Linked DNA regions of Homo sapiens: region 2 is linked to region 1. The links are chromatin loops, found by intact Hi-C in ENCODE. Cell type or tissue: Caco-2. All regions are shown on one strand. Each heading gives the region's core, and the rest is flanking DNA. Links, peaks and the distances in the headings are about the cores only.

Region 1 (5,389 bases), core at 146-5,145:
CATAGCCTTAAACTTCAGGGGCCATGAGACACAGGGGGTGACCTGGGGTTCTTTGGTTTTTCTGAACTCTCAATGGAGCCTCCATTTTCATCAGCAGGTCTCAAATCCGTCACCTGCATTCTGTCTTCCTCCATTATCCCTCCACACCCTTCAGCTCTCTTCCCTCTTTCAGTCATTCTGCTGTACCTGTTTCCAGTGGAGGGTGTCCGGGTTCTTGGCGTCTTAAAAAAAGAATTGGTCAAAACGCACAAACAAAGCAAGGAGGGAATGGTTTTATAGAAAAAGATAGTGTACACTCCACAGTGTGGGAGCGGGCCCGGGCATAGGAGCTCAAAGGCCCCATTACAGAATTTTTGGGAGTTCAAATACCCCCTAGAGGATTCCACTGCTTACTTCGGGTTCTCCTTATGTAAACGGAGAGGATGAAGTAAAGTTACAAAGTCATTTATGGCATACGCCCTGTGGGGAGGATATTTCCTGTTATAGCTGAAGTGTGAATCGGCCTTATGTTCCCTGCCTCCAAGGCAGACCCTATTTTCCTGCCTTATCTCCCCGCTCAGAGATGTGATCCCCATAAATCTTTATGGAAGGTAGAGAGACAGATGGTCTTTTTTTTTTTTTCTGTAACTGCTTCATGCTGCCTTGGGGCGTAGTCCCTACCTCTTGGGGATCACGGAACTCTCACCCTGTTCTGTCTAGTGGAGGCAGGGTAGCTTCTTGATGTCCAGGGGTGGTGCCTTCACCTGGAACTGGCTGGAACCTTTGTTGTCTGATCATCTAAAGCTTGACAGTCTCTAGGTGAGAGGAAATGAATTTGGTTAAAAGATTTAATGGGAACTTCAGAGGGTGGATACCCATGCTGTCAGAAATGTTTGTTATAGAGATTTGCAGGAGAAAAAACAAAACCTGGTCTGTTCTAGAATCTATGTGTTTCCTTAAAGTCTTAGCATGAGCAACTCCATTTTGGTTTTGTTTGGTTTGGTTTGTGGGGGACTAGTGCATGAGCTCAGTCCAAAACAATGGCCTCCCATAATTGTGTTTAAAAAAATTCCCTGTTTTTGGTCAGGCTCTCACTTAGATGAGAGTGTAACCAAAACTTAGGGCCTTAGTGCCACTCTCTGTTACCACCTTTTTGGGTTTCCGGTCTCAGCATATCATTCTTAGGTTATGATGTCCTCATGGTTGCACATTTCATTCAGCTCCTGTTATTCCAGTTGAAGAGAGACCATATGACATTCTAGAGATGGCTGCATGCAAGTATTTAAAACCTTTGAGGGAATACAGCATGCCAGGGAGACTATTATTATGACTATTGGGAGGATAATACCAAGAGTTTGGAGTATGTTCCTTACACAAGGTCTCCATAAATCAAACCTCCTAAAATCAAACAGATCAAAGAATGAGCTAGATAAAGAGTTTGCTCACTTGACTAAGCAATTTCTTCGTCAATCCCCTACCACTGAATTTATATAATCTTCATTTGATGTATTTCCCCATAGGCCACAAGTGCCAGCAGCTGCACAGATACATTTCTGTTTAGCCAATTCTATTGTTTAGCATATTTTTCACAAGAGAATTTAAAGTCTGTTGTGTAACTGTAGCCTTTAAACTAGAATTTGCTATAGAACCTATCATGAGGGATACATTTCTAATCATTGCTTCTTTTACTTAAACCATGGAAAAAGGACCTAACAAGTGAATCCCTTTTAGAAGAATGAAGACCTTCTGGCAATGTTCTCTTTAACCCATGATGTGGGTTAAGAGGAGTGAACCAATGTTTTGTTTTTGACTGATTATGAGGCAACACATATACCATTAAAATTTCTCACCTACATTGGGCCTTCATCTTTTATCTGTCAAAGTAGAAGTTTACCCATGTATAAGGCTGGCTGCAAACTCCTTCACAAATAAAAGTCTACTCCATTAGTGCACACAACAGACCCCTTTTCCACTTCTATTGTTCATAGAGGCATAAGCAAGGAAAAATATTCAAAGATAAGAGTTTCATCATGGCAGAGGTCTTAATTTGTGAACTTGGGAAAAGCAGTTCACATCAAGGATGCCATCCTCTTCTTGGGAGAAATTTCCCCGGTTTGTTTTACCTTAAAGATTCCGGCCGGGTGCAGTGGCTCACGCCTGTAATCCCAGCTCTTCTGGAGACCGAGGCAGGCGGATCATGAGGTCAGGAGATCGAGACCATCCTGGCTAACACAGTGAAGCCCCATCTCTACTAAAAATACAAAAAATTAGCCGGGCGTGGTAGGAGGCGCCTGTAGTCCCAGCTACTCGGGAGGCTGAGGCAGGAGAATGGTGTGAACCCGAGAGGCGGAGCTTGCAGTGAGCCGAGATGCACCACTGCACTCCAGCCTGGGGGACAGAGCGATACTCTGCCTCAAAAAAAAAAGATTCCAATGGGTGCACAGCTAGCTCCAAGAGTGTGGAGGGACTCTTCTCAGTTGTGAGATCATGAACCCAAATTTCAAGGTCCCAAAGTTTTGTTGTAGTGTGGATGGCCTGCCTTCTACTTTACACAGGGTTCTCGTAAGCCTTTCTCTGAATTGTATTTTTTACCAAAAACTTCCCTACAAACAACTCTCAGGACAGCCAATTGTTAAATTGTCAGGAAGTTTGCAAGCTGGTTGACTTCATGAGGATAGCTTGAACTTGGTCATAGCAGACTATTTATGGTATAAATTAGCACCCCTGTCCCAGAGCTGGATGTTAGGCACTTACCAGCACACCACTGTTCATGTCTTTATGATTTTATTTTCTCTCCTCTTGCCTCCCCCACCACCTGTCTAAATTTAATTCAGAATCACTATTTCCACTTGTGGTAGAAACATAGAACATTTGCATTTGAAAATATAAAATGGTCAAGAGCAAGTGGTCTCATCTTTCTAAGTTTTCGTCTCCTGTCCGTAAAGTGGTGATAGCAACATCTTCCTCATAGGTTGTGGTGGGATGAGGTGATGTCATATACATCTGGTCTCAGCAAATACTCAATACTCTCTGGCCATATCACTGGTCTCATTCTCTGCATGCACCCAGCCTTGGGTTACTTATTTATCAACCGACACGTTTTGGAGCTCGCATTCTTTGAATAGCTGACACTAATGACTCATCAGTGAAGTGTGTTTTCAGTAGGAAAATGCTCACAACAATCAGTGCACACTCTTCTACATCTGTGATGAACTATGAAAACCAGGTCTCTTTCTGCAAAGCTATACCCTGAGAAGTCAGAGAGTATTCTGAATTAAATTCTTACACTGTTATCCATGCTGGACTTATTTTACTTGGCCAAAGTTATTCTTCTGAGAGCACCCACCTGGCATTTATCTCTATTCAACTTTGCCTTAGTTATGTAGGACCAGCTTTCCTATGTGTTGAGGTCATTGTGCATTGAGGTCAGTCATGAATAGGCTGGGCAACAGCCCTTATCTCCCCTTCTCCAGAGTCTGAAACAGTGCATTCCCTCCTATGCATCATCTGACATGGATAAAGGCTGTTAATGTGTTTTGCCCAATGGAATTCATATCTGATTCTCTCTGCAACAGTGATTTTACTTGGAAAAAGAAATATTTTCCTATACTAGTGCTACTATATTTGATGAGATTAATTGCCCTCTACTTTAAAATATGCATATTTTAATGGCTAACAAAGATCTCAAGAAATACATAAAGTAAAAATAAAAGTCAGAAAAAAATAGAGGTTATTTGTTTGACTTTGGGAAGTGCCAAAGTTCTTTTATTGCTGCTCCATGGTTCCTATGGATCATTTTATTTTAAAGTTAGGTTTACCGAGGTATAATTCACACACTATAAAATTTATTTTAGTGTAGAGTTTATGAGTCTTTCCAAACACATGTGTTGTGTAACCACCACCATAATGAGGAGATGAAACATTTCCATTCCTTCCCCAAATTCCCTAAGGCTTTTTGTAGCCAGTCCCCTTCTGCCAACAACAGGCCCTGGCAACCACTGATCTGTTTTTCTGTACCTATAGCTTTGCCTTTTTCTGGGAAGTCATACTAATAGGAATCATACAATATGTAGTCAGACAATATTTTGAGTCTGGCTTTTTTTTTACTTAACTAATACATTTGAGATGTTGATATGGTTTGGATTTGTGTCTCTGCACAAATATCATGTTGAATTGTAATCCCCAGTGTTGGGGAAGGGGCCTGGAGGGAGGTGATTGGATCACGGGAGCGGATTTCCCCTTTTCTGTTCTCATGATAGTGAGTGAGTTCTCACGAGATCTGGTTGTTTAGAAGTGTGTAGCACCTCCCCCTTCCCTCTCTCTCTCTCCTGCTCCACCACGTGAAGATGTACGTACTTGGTTCCCTTTCGCCTTCCATCATGATGGTAAGTTTCCTGAGTCCTCCCCAGCCATGCTTCCTGTATAGCCTTCCTGTATAACTGTGAGCCAATGAAACCCTTTTTTTTTTTTTTTTTTTTTGAGACGGAGTCTTGTTCTGTCGCCCAGGCTAGAGTGCAGTGGCATGATCTTAGCTCACTGCAATCTCCGCCTCCCAGGTTCAAGCAATCCTCCTGTCTCAGCCTCCCGAGTAGCTGGGACTACAGGTGCCCACCACCACTCCCAGCTAATTTTTGTATTTTTAGTAGAGACGGGGTTTCACCATATTGGTCAGGCTGGTCTCGAACTCCTGACCTCAGGTGATCCATCTGCCTCGGCCTCCCAAAATGCTGGGATTACTGGCGTGAGCCACCTCACCCGGCCTTCAGGTAGTTCTTTATAGCAATGCAAGAATGGAATAATATAGACGTATTGATGGTATACTGGTACTAGTAGTTGTTTTTTTAAAATTGCTGAATAGTGTTTCATTGTATGAATGTACCACATTTTGTTTATCCATTCACCAGTAGAAAGGCATTTGGGTTGTTTCAAGTTTTTGGTGATTATGAATAAAGCCACTATAATAAATATCTGCATACAGATTTCTGTATGAACATAGCCTTTCATTTACTGGAAGTAAATTCTATGGACCATCTTCTTTGCCCCCACCCAAACTCCTGTGGCTCCCCCATCGTCCTCAGAAATCACCACCCTGGGGAACTGAGTACTGTTTTTACTTCCAGCAGAGAGGTGTGAGTTCTGGTGCCAAGAAGCAGTTTCACTTTTAGGTTTCTGGACAGCAGACATATATACCCTCTGTGGAGATAGAGAAATAAATAATAAGCAGGTAAATAGATGGGTGATAGACTGAGGGAGAAGTGAGGAAAAACAAGGCCAGTAAGCATGAGACAGGGCTTCTACATCAGGTGCTGTAATTAAGGGCTTCTTCTTAATTAGCAGCCCAGCTGCCTATAAAATTGAATTGTGCTTCTCTGCTTATAAACTGGAATCATGACTCACTGAATTACGATTT
Region 2 (5,389 bases), core at 135-5,134, 75 kb before region 1:
ACCTCTTTTTAAGAGTCCAATAAAATTACCCTTACCTAACTTATGTGCTACACATGAACTAGAACCAAGACTGCCACATAACAGATGTTCAATAAATTAGTTTATAATTGTTTGTATAATTAATGGTCCTTAAAGTGCCACATCTGTTTCACCTTTACCTCCAGCCCTAAAAGAATACTTGAATTGATTCATTCCGGTGACAAGTCACGTCAAGGTTTAAGTTTACATCCCCAATTGTAATTCAATTATTGTGCCAAAAGGAACTTTATTAAATTGGTTTTATTGAGTCCCTCTCTAACTGGGTTAACTGGTTAAAAAGATCCAATAATTTCTCCAACTGGATATCTACCATCATCACCAACAGCAGCAAGAATCAGCAATGCTGACTGATGCACCCCTAAACAGAGTGCCATAAATGACGAAGAGTTGTACACAGACAACTATACCTGATCTCAGAACAACCCTATCAGGTAGTTAGTACCAGCTCCATCTTTTGAAAAAGAAACAAGCACATGAGGGCTACTTAACACATAGTTAATGTCACAGCTAATACGTGGGCAGAGCTAGGACAACTCAGACACTGACCCTAGAGGCTATGCTCTAGGATCTATTTCCTTTTGATTCTCTTCACAAACCACCATTTTTTTTTTTTTTTAAGAGAGATGGAGTCTTGCTCTGTCACCCAGGCTGGAGCGCAGTGACACAATCCTAGCTCACCTCAGTCTCAAACTCTTGGGTCCAAGTGATCCACTCACCTCATCCAAGTAGCTGGGACTACAGGTACATACCACCACACCTGGCTCATTTTTTTAATATATAAATCTTTTTGGAGAGCCAGGGTCTCACTATGTTACCCACCCTGGACTCAAGTGATCCTCCTGCCTCAGCCTCCCAAAGTGTTGGGACTACATGTGTGAGCCTCTGCTCCTGGCCTCAAGGTATTTTTAAACGAAGTTGTCTTGTTGGAAACCCACTCTGGAATCTGCATAAGTAGTCTTTATACAGTTGGTGCTTCAGTCAGCTGTTTCCAGAGGCACCAAAGAATCCGCTATGGCAATGCCCTGTAATTCCCTATCCCATAACCCCTGTTCTGGCTAACCACTACTTTAAATTCAACCCTTGACTTAAATTCCAACTTCCTGGCCGGGAGCAGTGGCTCACGCCTGTAATCCCAGCACTTTGGGAGGCTGAGGTGGGTGGATCACTTGACGTCAGGAGTTTGAGACCAGCCTGGCCAACACGGTGAAACTCTGTCTCTACTAAAAATACAAAAAGTAGCTGGGCATGGTGGCACACGCCTGTAATCTCAGCTACTCGGGAGGGTGAGGCATGAGAATCGCTTGAACCCGGCGGGTGGAGGTTGCAGTGAGCCGAGATGGCACCACTGCACTCCAGCCTGAGTGACAGATGAGATGAGACTCTATCTCAAAAATAAATAAATAAATCCAACATCTTCCCACCTAAACTTATTCTCAAATCATTCTTTCATATAAACACCCATATTCTACTTCAGAAGGTTAATCACAATGTCAAACTTTTTATTTACATTTTTATTTGCTTTAACAAGAACAGGGACTAGATTCACTTTTCATTATACCTAGTACTGCCCAACACATAGAAGGTACTTAACTATTAGCTGACTGAATGACTAATCATTATGTGTACAAATTATTAGATTCCTTCAACACAAAAATCTCTAATTTTACAGCTTACGAAAAAATAAAAAGGAAGCATATCACCTAAAATAACAGTAAAATTACCTACCAAATTAACAACTTCAATTATTACGTTTTTCTACGCTTACAAGATTATCAAATTGTTTTCTTCCCTAAAAAATTATCAGCTCCTTCAAAAAACTGAAGGTGATTTCCTGAATTAAAATATGTTACAACCAGGCTGGGCGTGGTGGCGGCTGCCTGTAATCCCAGCACTTTGGGAGGCAGAGGCGGGCGGATCACAAGGTCAGGAGTTTGAGACCAGCCTGGCCAATGTGGTGAAACCCCGTCTCTACTAAAAATACAAAAATTAGCTGGGCGTGGTGGCGGGGGCCTGTAATCTCAGCTACTTGGGAGGCTGAGGCAGGAGAATGGCTTGAACCCGCGAGGTGGAGGCTGCAGTGAGCCGAGATCGTGCCACTGCACTCCAGCCTGGGCGACAGAGCAAGACTCCGTCTCCAAAAAAAAAAAAAAAAAGTTACAACCACAGACAAATGCTTCTTAAAATCCACTGCAAAAGGGCTACACCAGAAGCCAACAACCTCTCCTTCCTTACATCAAAATGAATCAAGGTATTTTACACTGACTAGTCACAAATACAGCAATATATTGTTCCCTGACTGGTAAGCTCTTTAGGTATCTCTTTGGGTTTTTTCTTCATAATTTCCACTCCAAGAAAACAGGAAAGTAAGTATGTTGCAAAAAGAATGCTTCAGAAGAAAAGGATGGGGACAAGCAAACACATAAAAAAGGAAATATAAAAACCATTTAGGAGTGGCAGCTTTGTAAACTTACTTGTTCACTGGGATGGGGTAGCCATTTAAGGCTAGACTAACAGAGTGTGCACTAAGTTATACCAGATCCAATCTTCCGAAAAGAGCACAGTGTCAGATCTATAACCTAAAATTTATGAATAGGTATCCCAAACACTGAAGAAACTATCTTATAGACCCTTAATCTATATGCGGACAATTTAAAGATACTTTATTTAGCTAAAATGCTCTCAAACTATGGTTAAATTCTGTGCTCCTCAAACATAATCTGCCTAAGTTAGCCTCTTTACCACCCTAGAGTGAAAATTAAAGTTCGCCCTGGCTACACAATGGATATATAAGCATTTTATATCTATATATGATAAGAGCTACATTTAATGAAGCATTCCCATTAGTTAAGTTCTTCCTATCAAATAGCAAAGTTACATTTGAAATTTTTAAATTTTAAGCTAACTTATTGTAATAATACACTCCTTTACTTATATTACTTAAAGGCAACACCAGGTTAGCTCCTAGAAGAAACCCCAATAAGCTTACCCTGTCTTAAGTAAGCTTTTACAAGTAGTTATAACCTCTAGAAAATGCTCCATTAAAAAAATCACAATGCCAAAAATACTTCATTTGAACTATAAAATCTGTTACTTGTCATTCCCTATGAAGTGAACCAAAATCTTTCAGAGGTACTCATCTTTTGAAAGCCTATCCTCCACCCACTTCCTACTACACATACACACAGCACCAATATTGCATAACTTTCTTGTATCCCAATTTCCAAATTCTGTTCTCAACTGTGGCTTACCAAAAAAATTCAATGCAATGTGAATCAAGTCAGAATAATGATATTCCTCCTAAAGATGAGTAAAATCTCCCCCTTATTATCCTCAAGTCCTTGACATTACCTGCATTTTAAAGTAATACAACATAATGAGCTATGATTTTGCTTATGCAATTATTGTCAATTATACTGTAATTACCAGTGATCAATAACGTATCACTGAACAACTACAAGAATTTATTCAGTGAAGATTAAGGTTTAAGCCAAAAATATGTCCCATAAAGTCATAAGGATAAGCTTATTTAAATATTTTAAAGTTCAACTGCTATTAAATATCACGCTGAATAAAAAGTTCTAATAAAATGAGATAAATCAAAGAATTAGAAAAAACTGACACAAATGTTGAATGAAAACTGGATATTTTGATCCAATAAATTGTTTTAAGTTATGATAGCTCTATTTTAAGAAACTATCTCAGAGATACACACTGAAATATTTATATATATAATTATTTGGTATCTAAGACTGCTTCGAAATAACATGGGACAGGGAAATAAATTAAGATTGGATATGAAATAAATAAGACTGAAATAGTTAAAAGTCGATGATAAACACATGCAGTTCATTATTCTATTCAATTTCTGCGGCTGGGTGTAGTGGCTCACGCCTGTAATCCCAGCACTGTGGGAGGCTGAGGCGGGCGGATCATGAGGTCAGGAGTTAGAGACCAGCCTGGCCAACATAGTGAAACCACAACTCTACTAAAGATACAAAAAGTTAGCCAGGCATGGTGGCGCACACCTATAGTCCCAGCTACCTGAGAGGCTGAGGCAGGAGAATCGCTTGAACCCGGGAGGCGGAGGTTGCAGAGAGCCGAGATGGCGCCACTGCACTCCAGCCTGGGCAACAGAGTGAGACTCCATCTCAAAAAAAAAAAAAAAAAAAAAAAAGAGAGACTCTTGTTTCATTTATCCCATTAACACTATATATCTCTCTGACAACAAAGACTCTGACAACAAAGACTCATATCACTGCCTACACAACGCTCCAAAATGGTTTTTAAAAACCTCAGGGAGAAGATCACATAGATATGATTTTTCTTTTTTTTTAAAAGAAATGTGGTCTTGCTATGTTGCTCAGGTTCAAATGCAGTAGCTATCACAGGCATGATCAGAGCACACTGTAGCCTTGAACTCCTGGCCTCAAGCAATAATCCTGCTTCAGCCTACGAAGTGGCTGGGAATAAACAGGCATATGCCACTGAGCCCCACTCAAACAAGTCACATTTAAAAGGACTTAAATATCACATAAATACAGAATAAGCAGAAGCAACCAGAGGGAAGACTTGAGAAAGAATCATCATCAGGTAGCATACATCATAACTTATGCAGAATGCAAGTATAAGACAATAAAAAGTTGGTAGAGTTAAAACATTAGAAAGCTCAATACAGTAGTCAATTATCTGCACCATAGCTATAGAGGAACAAGGACCTAGAGGCAGCTCTAACAGTGTATTACAGAACAAAAGATTCCTCTTTTTAGCTTATAACAGATGCACGGTAATAGCTGCATAATTAACATTAAAAGTCCCCTCTCCCCTAAATAAATCACATCCCATCCTATACATTCTTCTTTCTAAAAGTAGTTATCTTTTACTAAGTAAGACATATCACTTTCCTTTTCTTTCACAATTAAGTCATACACCATTGTGTCTACTAAAACCACACATTTTACAGTATCAGTAACATTTCACCTAAAATGCAGAACCAAGTAACTAAAATCTGACCTTTGAACTTCAATTTCTACCAAGTAACTATAGATTACCAATAATATATAATTAAACTAAGGTCATGTGGTAAGTCTAAGAAGGCCTACTTTGGATAATTCTAAATTTGGATGACATAAGCCTGCACTAGCAAAGTCTTCTATCTAATAGCAGAAAATGGCAAGCAGAGGACTAAAAGCGTCATTAAAGATATAGTACTTACTTAAGAATGGTTTTTGCACTACTGCAGTCTTCAAATCGAATGGAGTAACCAACTTCCTGGCCCAACATCACATCCATCTCATCAGCAACTCTCTGAGCCACACTCATTGCAGCCACTCTCCTGGGTTGGGTACAGGCA

The links. Hi-C counts contacts between places; a loop is a spot of excess contacts. Peaks named below come from ENCODE experiments on the same cell type or tissue, not always from the same donor. Only the 100,000 strongest peaks of a DNase experiment are listed, where the experiment ranks them.
Region 2: a loop joins it to region 1, with 2.3 times the contacts of the local background. A loop is called at or near these places in 1 of 110 quality-filtered maps.

The regions. Positions count from the first base shown.
Region 1 is chr4:24,640,044-24,645,432 of GRCh38, forward strand. No RefSeq gene overlaps it. Among named protein-coding and RNA genes, the nearest start is that of LINC02473, 17 kb to the right of the region's middle. In Caco-2, for the core only: no CTCF peak of the experiment used is centred there; DNase peaks (open chromatin) are centred at 3,048 and 3,418.
Region 2 is chr4:24,565,403-24,570,791 of GRCh38, forward strand. DHX15 (DEAH-box helicase 15) reads right to left here. Exons shown (of 14, transcript NM_001358.3): 3 at 5,252-5,389. Among named protein-coding and RNA genes, the nearest start is that of DHX15, 16 kb to the right of the region's middle. In Caco-2, for the core only: no CTCF peak of the experiment used is centred there; no DNase peak of the experiment used is centred there.